2 separate regions of the Homo sapiens genome follow, and region 2 is linked to region 1. The links are chromatin contacts, found by Hi-C in ENCODE. All regions are on one chromosome and are shown on one strand. The core of a region is the stretch at or near the end of the contact, and the rest is flanking DNA. Distances in the headings are between cores, read along the strand shown. Region 1 holds the start of RXYLT1 (ribitol xylosyltransferase 1). Region 2 overlaps C12orf56 (chromosome 12 open reading frame 56).

Evidence for each region. A loop is a pair of places that touch in the nucleus more often than their neighbours do. Pooled maps may share reads with other maps.
Region 2: a pooled map shows a loop between it and region 1 (6-fold over the local background). The contact joins the enhancer-like site here to the promoter of RXYLT1 in region 1. A Hi-C loop is called at or near these places in 4 of 50 pooled maps.

What each region holds. Positions count from the first base shown.
Region 1 is chr12:63,777,523-63,783,848 of GRCh38, forward strand. It overlaps RXYLT1 (ribitol xylosyltransferase 1), which reads left to right and starts at 2,387. Exons shown (of 6, transcript NM_014254.3): 1 at 2,387-2,607; 2 at 3,497-3,652. The coding sequence starts at 2,439. RefSeq lists silencers at 2,206-2,435, 2,452-2,727, 2,456-2,755.
Region 2 is chr12:64,381,021-64,387,683 of GRCh38, forward strand. The region is part of intron 1 of C12orf56 (chromosome 12 open reading frame 56); the gene reads right to left. Among named protein-coding and RNA genes, the nearest start is that of C12orf56, 6.4 kb to the right of the region's middle. Within about 2 kb of position 4,176, at least 2 of the 41 ENCODE cell types and tissues checked have a DNase peak (open chromatin) inside an H3K27ac peak, as active enhancers do.

The DNA.
Region 1 (6,326 bases), core at 1,137-3,636:
AGGGTTTAGAGGGTGTGGGGAAGGGGAAATAGGAGAGGGAAAGATTTACAGAGGAAGTGATGTTTGCACAGAATCTGTTTCTGCTCATCTGCTTCAATTTCACCTCAGAGTTGTTCTGTCTTTAACCTTCATCCTAGTTTCTGTTTGGTTGGTTATTAGTATGTTGTTTGATTGATTGTTTAAAGAAGGCGTTATAATTTGCTTACTATTTCCCAATGCCAATATATTTCTGTAGAGTTTTATTACTTATTTTTGTGAGCATTGTACTCACATGAAAAAGAAAAATGTATCTTCTTAGGACTGATTCTTACAAATTTGAAATAGCTATAGTTTATAACTTACATGGCCAAGCCCTGCTAGAAGTATCTTGCAAAGGGTTTGACACAGAAGCTTGGCCAAGCTGTGAAAAATCTCTCAAAGTAGTTAACACACTTCTTGAGTATTACTGGAAACTTGATAAACTAAGAAGAGAATTTTGACCAGGTATCACAAGAAATTTGTACTGGGGACTTCTAAGAATAAGCGTGTACTATTTCACAGTCAACTAGAAGAAGGCATTAGGACATTAGGGCTATTTTCTCAATATCTTGTTGATTAATAGTTCTTCCCTTTGCAGACAGAGTAGAAAATTTCACCAAGTAAAGATTTTAGCCCTGCTTTAGTTTAATTCATCTCATATTCCTTTATTTCTATTCTTCCTCCCACATCTTTCCTTCTCAGGTCTGGTTCCCTATATGCGGAGCTTCAACCCCCAGAGGATATTTAACCTTGTCTCCCCCTCCACACTGCTGCATTCCCCACCACATCTCTTTCCCTCTCTTTCCATCCACCTGAAGAGATGAGAGCATATACAGAAAGTAGCTCCCAGCTGTAGCTCAACCATTAAACACCAAGAGAAAGGAAAATGAACTCTGCCAGACTTAGATCAATTAGAAGATTCCTTTGTAACCTAAATACATTTTTAAAAGCTTATCATCAAATTATGCAGTCATTTGCAGTTTGAGGTAAAACAACTCCTTCATTTTCATGGCCCTCTCCCCTATTCAAGATGACATCAACTGCATATTAGTTTTACCTTGTATGCATTTCTCAATAGTAAAACCATTAGTCAGTAGCATCTGAATGTACATTGATACAGTGGGTGTTTTGTGGTAATTATAAGGTAATTACTTCCTATCCTTAAATAATTGTCATTTCCACAAACAAACAAAATAGGATAAACAACAATACAGCATACATAAAACAACTGCCATCTCCCTAAGACACCAGAATAGCCTGTTAATCAAGGAAAGCTAAATTTATTAAATCTACTACAGTAAGGGAGGCCACACTTTGACAGAAGCTTGGCAGTCTCAGAAGGAGAAGGTTGGGGGTGATATTTATAGGATTTGGGGAGTCTGAGCAAAAATGGTTTAAAACAGGTCTTTTGAGGCAGGGAACTGTTTGGGGGATTGGGTAAAGTGTTTGACCTAATAGTTTAGGGTCGGTGCTAGAGTGACCAATTTTACTGATTTCCTAGGACTTTCTCAATTTTAGCACTAAAAATCCTCCAACTGGAGAATCCTTACAGTCCTGGGCAAACTGGGACCATTGGTCACCCTAATTAGCAGACATACCGTCGCAAGACTGCTGGGTAATTTGAACAGTAGTACCAGAGCAACTGACAAAACATTGTAGCCCATCTTCCCAAGGCTGGATACAAAGTTTTCTGAAGCATTCACATTTACAGCCTCTATTTGACAAAATACTGCATGCCTATGTGCGTTCAACTCACATAATAATGAAACTTAACTTTAAAAATGTTTTTATTGCAGTAAGGTATATAAAACATGAATTCGACAGTTTAACTATTTCTATGCATACAAGTGAGTGGTATTAATTACATTCACAATGTTAAGCGACCATCATCACTTAATTTTTTTAAAGGACGTTTATATTCACTCATCTATCAACGTAGTAGGCACTGTCCTAGGCGCTAGGGATTCCATGCAGAGCAAAAAACGTCACAGTCCATGCCTTCACATGGCCTTCATGGACCACCGCGGGTGTTCTTTTTCCCCCGAGTCTTTATGTACTTGGGAAAAGTGGCCAGGGTTGAAAGGTGCAATGAGTACACGGCAGAGGTCAGAGAGGTTCCCACTCAGCCCGGCGTCTGGAAGCAGCGTGGGGTAGGGGCCGCTCCAGTACCCCCTCCTCCAGTGTCGAAGGTGGGCAGGCCCTCGGCCGGGTGGATGAGCCGCGACTGGAGGGGGCGGGGCCTGGGCGGGAGGCGGGCGGTGGGCGTGTCCGGGGCGGGGCTGTACCGGGCGCTGGGCGGAGGAGCCTTGGCTGGGGACTGCCTGGAAACGGGCTGGGCCTGCCTCGGACGCCGCCGGTGTCGCGGATTCTCTTTCCGCCCGCTCCATGGCGGTGGATGCCTGACTGGAAGCCCGAGTGGGATGCGGCTGACGCGGAAGCGGCTCTGCTCGTTTCTTATCGCCCTGTACTGCCTATTCTCCCTCTACGCTGCCTACCACGTCTTCTTCGGGCGCCGCCGCCAGGCGCCGGCCGGGTCCCCGCGGGGCCTCAGGAAGGGGGCGGCCCCCGCGCGGGAGAGACGCGGCCGAGGTAGGACTGGGTCGGCGGCTTCCTTCCGGCTCTGCGCTCCTGGCTGGGGCTGCTGGGCGGCTGGGGCCGGGTCCCCGCACCCGGCTCTCAAGTCCGGGATTACCCGCAGGGCCTGAGAAGCGCTTTGCCCCCTACAGCCTCTCGAGCCAGCCCTTGGCTCGGAATTGGAGAATGGTCCTCATTCTTACCCAGATCTCACACGCCGTCCCCGCTCCCGATCCCAGGGGGTGACAGGCGCGCACGCCTTTCAAACACGTGTTAAAATCCAAGACGTCGTCTCAAATGCCAGAGATTTGCGGGAATGCTCCTGGAAGGCCTCAAAATCGCCGCAAGGTTTAAGACATCCGTTTCCATGTTGAAACAAAGCCCTCTCTAATCCTGCAGTGACCATAAGGCAGACTTTACCTCCAAATTCTGGTCCCCTGTCCTGTGTTTTAACTTGTGTTAAGATCAGACTCGGCTTTCTCTTTCCCTTTATTCAGAATTTTGCACGATAGTATCTAAGACTGGTGAACACTACACTCTGAAGTCAGTTTTTTGTGCATAGGTTACCTGTATACAATGGATAAAAATAATTGCAAAAGTTAAGCTTGTAACTTGATACATATTATCCTGTTATTTTTAAAGGTTTTGTGTTGGGGAAGAGAATTTTCCTGTCTCAAGGTAGCATTTTATTTCTAAGACTTTTCAGAGTAAAAAAAGTTCAGTAAAAAAATTGCTGATTTTCTTTTTTGTTTTCATTGTGTATTACCAGTTTAAATTCAGTTGCTGTACCTCTCAGAAATTAAAGTTAGGATGAAATTAGAACTAACACTTAATTTAAATGATTTGAATTTACCTACAACTGCAATAATACCTTACTGGTAAACACTTACTCTTTTTAAAACAGAACAGTCCACTTTGGAAAGTGAAGAATGGAATCCTTGGGAAGGAGATGAAAAAAATGAGCAACAACACAGATTTAAAACTAGCCTTCAAATATTAGATAAATCCACGAAAGGAAAAACAGATCTCAGTGTACAAATCTGGGGCAAAGCTGCCATTGGTAAGTTAATACGTAGAAGGAAGACATGTAAAAAGCATTATAAAATGTATTTTATTGATATGAAATTCATTTTAATATAATTTATTTCATAATTTGTTAATTAAGGCATCATGATATATTTTTTCGCTTTTTGTCAATAATTCCTTTCTCCTTCCAATTAGACAACATCTGTTTGTAAATGTACACACATACATATTCCACTGTTGGTCTTTAGCAGAGCACAGCTTCATTTATTGATACATTGAGTAGGCTGTATAGTGTCATTAGATTGCAATGCATATGTCAACTGAATTTTCATGAATCTGTGTATTTTTTGGACACTTGATACACAAGTATAAGATGTGGCCCCTGCCCTTGATGGCCAAACACATTTGGGAAACACTGAAGAGTACAAAGTTAAACAAGGTTCTTCATTGCAGGCCTTTCTCAAGAGCCTTTAATATGACAATGTTCATTGTATCAGCGAAGGAATATATTATAGTATGTAGTTGATTAAACTTGATTGACCACAGAAGCATTTTTGCTGTGAATATCATGAGAGTGTAGTGTTCTAAGATATATATTATGCTCAATTAGAGAATGGGGCCCTGAGGGTTTAAAGAGTCACAAAGAATTTAGTGACTTAGAAAGCGCTTTATGTGGCCTTTGAACATGAGTTGGGTTTATGTACAATAAGGCATATGGATAGAAAGTACCAGATGAGAGGAAAATGTACAGAGCATAGTGCTCTGCTCATGGTATTTCATAAATTCGTTCATACTTACATACAAGTATATATCCTAGAAGATTACTACCAACCTCTAAATTTCAAGTACCTGAAACCAGGCCTTCAATCATCAAGTTCTAGCCATTATTTTTTAAATAAAGTCTCTAATATTGATTTCTTCTTTTAAATCTCAGATTTTCATTTCCAGACTTCTCTCTTTTCAATCTGATAAGTGCAAAGTGGCCAAGTGAATTTCATCAAATGCTACCTTTTTTTTTTAACACCTCTGCTAGCAGGAAAAATGCTACTTTGATCAGCCTATTCTCTAGACACAGTTATAAAATACCGTTATAGAAATTCCCATTCAAAAGGGGAGAAAAATTGAAGTAAAAAAGTGTCACTGGTCCAAGCAATTTTGAAATCTAAATTTCATCTAAATGGCCAGCTCCATTAGATGATATTGCAGGCCTAGGAATAATCTATAGGTTGTACAGCTTTGCCCTCTGGCATCTCAGCCACACTCTTGAAGTCATCTTTTCCTTTTTCATAAAAAGTAGCACAAGTTTGCAGCTTCGTAATTTTATCAGCCTGTTGACAGCTGGTAAAATTTTCAGAGCCCATCAGCCTTCTTTCATTGTGACCTCTTGCTGTCTTTTTTAGTCCAAGCTGGCAGCGTTTCTGCTCATAAAACATTCTGAAGAACCTTGTGGGCCCTCTGTGTATGTCACAGGATTCACTCCATTAGATGGGAAGCTCCTCTGCAGATCTTTTCTGAGTAATCCCATCTCCATTTCTGGCTTCTGCTGAGATGGCTGAGGAGACCTGTAAGTCACATGTATAATCTCTTCAAAGAGCCCTTTGTGTGAATGAATATTCAGATCTTCTGATCCTTCTGAGGCACTAGCAAAAGGTTGTGCAGCCACATCCTTGGTCTTGTTTCTGGAACACCCTTTTCAGGCAGCAAATCTAATTTTTCACATCTTTTGCAATCTTAATGGTCCGAGAATTTCCCAAATCATCAAATTCTGGTTCCCTTTTGCTTAACAGTTTTTCCTTCTATCTCTTTTTTCTTATATTTCACTAATCACCAAGAAACCAGTCCACACCTTTCACTTTGCTTGGAACCCTCCAGCTAATTATTAAAGTTTATCACAAGTTCTGCTTTCCATGTAACTGCAGGATACAATCCAACTAAGCTTTTTACTGTTATATAACAAGGATCCTCATCCTTCCAGTTTCTAATAACACATTCCTGATTTTCTTCTGAGCCCTCACCAGCAATTTCTTTAATACGCATATTCTAGGCATGGCGTCTCACGCCCGTAATCCCAGCACTTTGGGAGGCTGAGGCCGGTGGATCACTTGAGGCCAGGAGTTCAAGACCAGCCTGGCCATCATGGTGAAACCCCGTCTGTACCAAAAATACAAAAATTAGCCAGACATTGTGGCACGTGCCTGTAATCCCAGCTACTCAGGAGGCTGAGGCAGGAGAATTGCTTGAACCCGGGAGGTGGAGGTTGCAGTGAGCCGAGATCATGCCACCTTACTCCAGCCTGGGCGACAGAGCGAGACTCTGTCTCAAAAAAAAAAAACATTGCATATTCTTACCAACAATCTGCTTGTGATCATTTAGATATCCTCTAAGACAATACAGGTTTTCTCTACTCTACCTCACTTTCTTGAGTCTTCACTAGCTGAGTCATTAACATCCATATTTCTATCTGCAGGTTATTCAAGGCAATCTAATCTAGGCTTTTTAAAATCATGTCCTCACAGTTCTCTCAGCCTTTCCCCATTACCCAATTTCAGAGACACTTCCACATTTTTAAGTATTTGTTACAGTAGCACCTCATTTCCAGGTACCATAATCTTAACTGTATAATCCATAGCATCCTATTGCAGCCATAACAAATTACCACAAATGCAGTATCCTACCTTTCTGAAGGCAGAACTCTAAAATGTGTGGGG
Region 2 (6,663 bases), core at 2,926-5,425, 610 kb after region 1:
AGAGAAAGAGTAATTCATGCAGGGCCAGCTGTATGGGAGACTAGAGTTTTATTATTACTCAAAATAGTCTCCCTGAGAATTCGGGGATTAGAGTTTTTAAGGATAATTTTGGGTGGGGGCAGTGAGTCAGGAGTGTTGATTGGTTGGGTCAGAGATGAAATCATAGGGAGCCAAAGCTGTTCTTTTACCCTGAGTCAGTTCCTGGGTGGGGGCAATAAGATCAGACAACTCAGTTTATCCTGTCTGCGTGGTGCCAGCCAATTCATCAAGTGCAGAGTCTGCAAAATATCTCAAGCACTGATCTTAGATTTTACAGTAGTGATGTTATCTCCTGGAGCAATTTGAGGAGAGTCAGAATCTTGTAGCCTCCAGCTGCATGTCTCCTAAACCATAATTTCTAATCTTGTGGCTAATTTGTTAGTCCTACAATGGCAGTCTAGTTCTTAGGCAAGAAGCATGTTTGTTTTGGGAAAGGGCTGTTATTATCTTTGTTTTAAACTATAAACTATAAACTAAGTTCCTCCAAAAGTTAGTTCAGCCTATGCCCAGAAATGAACTAGGATAGCTTGGAGGTTAGAAGCAAAATGGAGTCGGTTAGGTCAGATCTCTTTCACTGTCTCAGTTATAATTTTGCAATGGTAGTTCCACCAACTGCTATATGGGAAGGAATGAGTTTGGAGGCAATTTCAAAAGTCTAGTTAAGAAACTGGACAGGGGGCAACAGAAAATAGGGTCAGAAAGTTCATGAATATATTTTGGAAAACAAGTCAAAAGAACCAACTGACGAGTTGGATCTGGCAAGTTAAAGACTGAATCAAGGATGATGGAAGATGACGTCATTTGGTAAAATAGGGAAAACCAAGGAGGAATGGATTTGGGGGTGGAAATGAGCAATTGTGTTTTTGAACACATTGAACTTGATATACCTACCAGGCAGAATTTTTAGGAAGAATAAACTCAGCAGGGCGCGGTGGCTCACGCCTGTAATCCCAGCACTTTGGGAGGTCAAGGTGGGTGGATCACCTGAGGTCAGGAGTTCAAGACCAGCCTGGCCAACATGGTGAAACCCCATCTCTACTAAAAAATACAAAAATTAGCCAGGCATGGTGGTGTGCCCCTGTAACCTCAGCTACTTGGGAGGCTGAGGCACAAGAATCGCTTGAACCAGGAGGCGGAGTTTATAGTGAGCCGAGATTGCACCACTGCACTCCAGCCTGGGCCACAGAACGAGACTCTTGTCTCAAAAAAAAAAAAAAAAAAAAGAATAAATGAGATGACATTTTAAAACACCTAATACATAATCAGTACTCAAAAAAACAATTATTTTCTTTCCAAATTTGCTAAATTTCCTAAAGCCAGGTGACCTAATTTGAAAAAGGGACGATATCAATCTTACAGATTCATAGTGTGCCTTAATAGACTTAATATATGTGAATAAAGGTTATTAATAATAACTAATGCATATATAGTTCTTACCATGTTCTAAGCACTCTTTTAAGTATATTTAATTTATTAATCAGTTTAAGCCAACAACTCTATAAGTAAAACTGCCCTTATAAAATTATAACTGATGGCTGGGCACGGTGGCTCACACCTGTAATCCCAGCACTTCAGGAGGCCGAGGTGGGTGGATCACAAGGTCAGGAGATCGAAACCATCCTGGCTAACATGGTGAAACCCCATCTCTACTAAAAATACAAAAATTAGCTGGGCATGGTGGCGGGTGCCTGTAGTCCTAGCTACTCAGGAGGCTGGGGCAGGCGAATGGTGTGAACCCGGGAGGCGGAGTGCAGTTAGCCAAGACCGTGCCACTGCACTCCAGCCTGGGTGACAGAGTGAGACTCCGTTTCAAAAAAAAAAAAAAAAATTATAACTGAAAGAGTGAAAGAGATCCGACCTAACCAACTCCATCTGGCTTCTAACTTCCAAGCAATCCTTGTTCATTCCTGGGCATCCATGAAACTAATTTTGGGAGGAGCCTAGTTTATAGTTAAACTTTGAAACTTTGATCTCTGGCCGGGCGCAGTGGCTCACACCTGTAATCCCAGCACTTTGGGAGGCTGAGGCAGGCAGATCACTGGAGTCCAGGAGTTTGAGACCAGCCTGGGAAACATAGCAAAACTCTGTCTCTACAAAAATTACAAAAAATAGCCGAGCATGGTGGAGTGTGCCTGTAATCCCAGCTACTAAGGAGGCTGAGGTGGGAGGATCACTTGAGCCTGGGAGGTCTAGGTTGCAGTGAGCAGAGGTGTCACCAGTGCAATCCAGCCTGGGCAACAAAGTCTCAAAAAAAAAAAAACCAAGAAAAACCAAATAGTACCTCTTTTGTTTAATTGGATTTTCCTGATTACAAATGAGAGAACCAATTTTTTTTTGAGACAGAGTCTTGTTTGTTGCCCAGGCTGGAGTGCAGTGGCGCGATCTTGGCTCACTGCAACCTCCACCTCCCGGGTTCAAGCAATTCTCCTGTCTCAGCCCTCCGAGTAGCTGGGACTACAGACGCGTGCCACCACATCCAGCTAATTTTTGTATTTGTCATAGAAACGGGGTTTCACCATGTTGGCCAGGCTGGTCTTAAACTCCTGACCTCATGATCCGCCCACCTCAGCCTCCCCAAGTGCTGGGATTACAGGCATGAGCCACCACGCTGGGCCCAATATTTCCCTTCCCCCCTTCATAATATAGGTAAATGTGCTGATACAATGTAAAAAAAAAATGATTAAAAAAAGAAGTCCACAACTATAAATCAACCAAATATGAGCTTTGTCCTTTGTTATACGTTTACCCATTCAACCAGTACACATTGAACTGATATTTGCCAGGCCTGGTTTACAAAGATGACTAAGATATTGTGTGGAGACAAAAATGAATCCAGCTAAGTATAAGGCTGTGAGCTAACTGCTGTAATAGACATAGGTTCACAATGCATGCCTGGAAAAATAGCATTCATCCTTCAAGAGTCCTTCATATTTCTGCAAAGTAATAACAACTAGCATTGATTGCTTGTTCTGACCTATTCACTGTGCTAAATGTATCACATGAATGATCTCAACTGATCTTCATAACAACCTTAAGAGGTAGTTCTTATTATTTTCTCCATTTCATAGATGAAGGAACTGAGGCAGAGAGAAGCTAAGCAGTTTTTTTTAAGGTTGTGGCAGGACTCGGATTTGAAGACAAGCAATCTGACTTCAAAGCCTGTGATCTTAGGTACTTACGCTATTCCACCTCCTTAATCTATTCTGTTTACCTCCCCTTCCTCTTTCCATGCAAAATCAGAAGACAGTATTTTGTGGTATCATAGCATCCTAGGAATACCTCTATTGGAAATTCTACTGTTTTGAACTATTATGTTCCAGTGACTGTCTCCTTTAGAAAAGGAATGTATTATTCTTTTTTAGACTGCATAGCAAGTAGTAGGTGTTCAATAATGTCACCAAGGATAAAACTAGTGATTAAAAATGTGATTATTTCAACCACCTTGAAGGAGGACAAACTGTTCATGGCAAGCAAGCAGGCCAGGCTGTAAAAGGTGCATTTGTTCTAGTTCAAGAGGCCTCATGGAGCCCAGGATACCTAGAGAGCAGATATTCACAAAAGGGGTGAAAGGACTAGGAGAAAGAGAGGCAAGGGCTGCTGGAGTTGACAGATTTTCTTTCCCGTAGGTGATGAGATGGATTTGAAGGACAGTGATCTGTAGGAAATTCATAGACTGCTCTGCGTATTTGTTCTCACACTTAAAAATGTAACCAGCTGGGCACGGTGGCTCATGCCTGTAATCCCAGCACTTTGGGAGGCCGAGGTGGGCAGATCGCCTCAGGTTAGGATTTCGAGACTGGCCTGGCCAACATGGTGAAACCCCGTCTCTACTAAAAACACAAAAATTAACCGGGTGTGGTGGTGCGAGCCTGTAATCCCAGCTACCCGAGAGGCTGAGGCAAGAGAATCACTTGAACTCAGGAGGTGGAAGTTGCAGTGAGCCCAGGTCTTGCCACCGCACTCCAGCCTGGGCAACAGAGCGAGACTCCTGCTCAAAAAAAAAAAAAAAAAGTGTCTAACCTTAGAAGGGCTTAAGTGGTATTTTGATGCACCCAAGAGCAGAACTCTAGAGAACTCTTTCAAAAGTAACTTTTAAGGAAATGTCAGCCTTTTATAAAATATCCGCCCAAGTAACTTGGAAACCCTTTCTTTGAGAAAATGAACCACATCAAACACATACTGAGATCGTGAAGTGCACTTTAAGCTCATTTTTGCTGGAAGGGAAATCTCACTTGTACCCTTCTTCAAAACAAACATGTGTAGACTCTGGTCTAACTGTCTAAATTTTGTTGCTGTTACCTTTAATTTTTTTTCCTTTGTGAAGGGAATAGAATTTTATCTGTATTATTTGTAAGGGCTTTTTTTCCCCTGAGATAAATGTGACATATGTCAGGAACTAGAGTTAATCTGGCCTAACATGGAACAAGGAGAGCTGGGGCTCAGAGGCATAAAGGACTTTATTTGTTCCTAAGATCAGTGCTTGAGATATTTTGCAGATCCTGAACCTGATGAATCAGCTGGCACCACCCAGATCGATTAACTGGCTCATCTGATCTTGTGGCCCCCACCCAGGAACTGACTCAGTACAAGAGGACAGCTTCCATACCCTATGATTTCATCTCCTGCCTAACCAGTCACCACTCCTGACTCCCTGGCTTCCCCCCACCTACAAGTTGTCCTTAAAAACTCTGATCCCTGAATGCTCGGGGAGCCTGATCTGAGTAATAATAAAACTCCAGTCTCCTGCACAGCCTGCTCTGCATAAATTACTCTTTCTCTATTGTGATTCCCCTGTCTTGATAAACTGGCTCTGTCTAGGCAGCAGGCAAGGTGAATCCATTGGGCAGTTACAACTTTAGAATCCTCCCGAGGTGGGAGGATCATTTGAGGACAGGAGTTTGAGACCAGCCTGGGAAACATGGCAAGACCCCATCTCTATAAATAAATTAAATTAATGTGTTGGCAGGACCTTCTGGAAGCTTTAGGGGAAAATCCATTTCCTTGCCTTTTCTAGCTTCTCCAGGCCCCCTACATTCCTTGGCTAAGGCCTTCTTCCACCTTCAAAACTAGCAATGACTAGTCGAGTCTTTCTCATGCTGCATCAGTTGGCCACCGACTCTTCTTCTGCCCCTCTCTTCCACCTTTTTTGTAATTTTTAATTTTTATTTTTTTGAGACAGAGTCTCACTCTGTTGCCCAGGCTGGAGTGCAATGGCGCAATCTTGGCTCACTGCAACTTCCGCCTCCCGGGTTCAAGCGATTCTCCCACCTCAGCCTCCTGAGTAGCTGGGCTTACAGGTGTGTGCTACCACTGCTGGCTAATTTTTATATATATATATATTTTTTTTTTTTTTTGAGACGGAGTTCCACTCTTGTTGCACAGGCTGGAGTGCAATGGCGCAATCTTGGCTCACCGCAACCTCCGCCTCCCGGGTTCAAGCTATTCTCCTGCCTCAGCCTCCCAAGTAGCTGGCGTTATAGGCATGTGCCACCACGCTTGGCTGATTTTGTATTTTTAGTAGAGACGGGGTGTCTCCATGTTGGTCAGGCTGGTCTCAAACTCCCAACCTCAGGTGATCCGCCCATCTCGGCTTCCCAAAGTGCTGGGATTACAGGAGTGAGCCACCGTACCTGGCCAATTTTTATATTTTTAGTAGAGATGGGTCTTCACCACGTTGGCCAGGCTGATCTCAAACTCCTGACCTCAGGTGATCTGCCCGCCTGGGCCTCTCAAAGTGCTGGGATTACAGGTGTGACCCACTGCGCCCAGCCATAAACACATCTTTAAAAGTGTAAGAGGCCAGGTGGTCAGGAGTTTGAGACCAGCCTGACCAACATGGCGACACCCTGTCTCTACTAAAACTACAAAAATTAGCCGGGCATGGTGGTGCGTGCCTGTAGTCCCAGCTACTTAGGAGGCTGAGGTGGGAGAATTGCTTGAACCCAGGAGGCAGAGGTTCAGCAAGCCAAGATTGCACCACTGCACTCCAGCCTGGGTAACAGAGCGAGACTCTATCTCAAAAAAAAAAAAAAAAAAAAAAAAAAAAAAAAAGATGTGTTCACATTGAGCCCACCCAGATACTCCAGATTAATTTCCCTATTTCAAGGACAAATGATTAGCAACTTTAATTCCATCTGCAACCTTAATTCTCCTTTTCCATGTAACATATTCACAGGTTCCAGGGATTTAGCGTGTGCTTATCTTTGGGGCTTAATTATTCTGCCTATCGCAACTTCCAAAGTTGAACTATATTGTGCAAGATGGACATTCAAGCTACCAACAATGTTGAAAACTTAGATTTGTTCAGTACATTTATAGCCATTACACATTCTTTATGCCTGAAAGGTAAACCTTGTCCAGAAAGCATGAATAAATAAATTGGTATCCTTTTTTGTAGGATTCTTGGCTCAGGGCCAAAGGAGCTTTACAGTACTTTTTAGATTCTCACAGGTAAAAAAAAACAAAACAAAAAAACAAGCCAGGCACAGTGGCTCATGCTTGTAATGTAATGCCAACACTTTGGGAGGCCAAGGTGGGTGGATCGTTTAAGCCCAGCAGCCTGGGCAACATGGCAAAACCCTGTCTCTACAAAAAATACGAAAACTAGCCAGGCATGGTGGCACG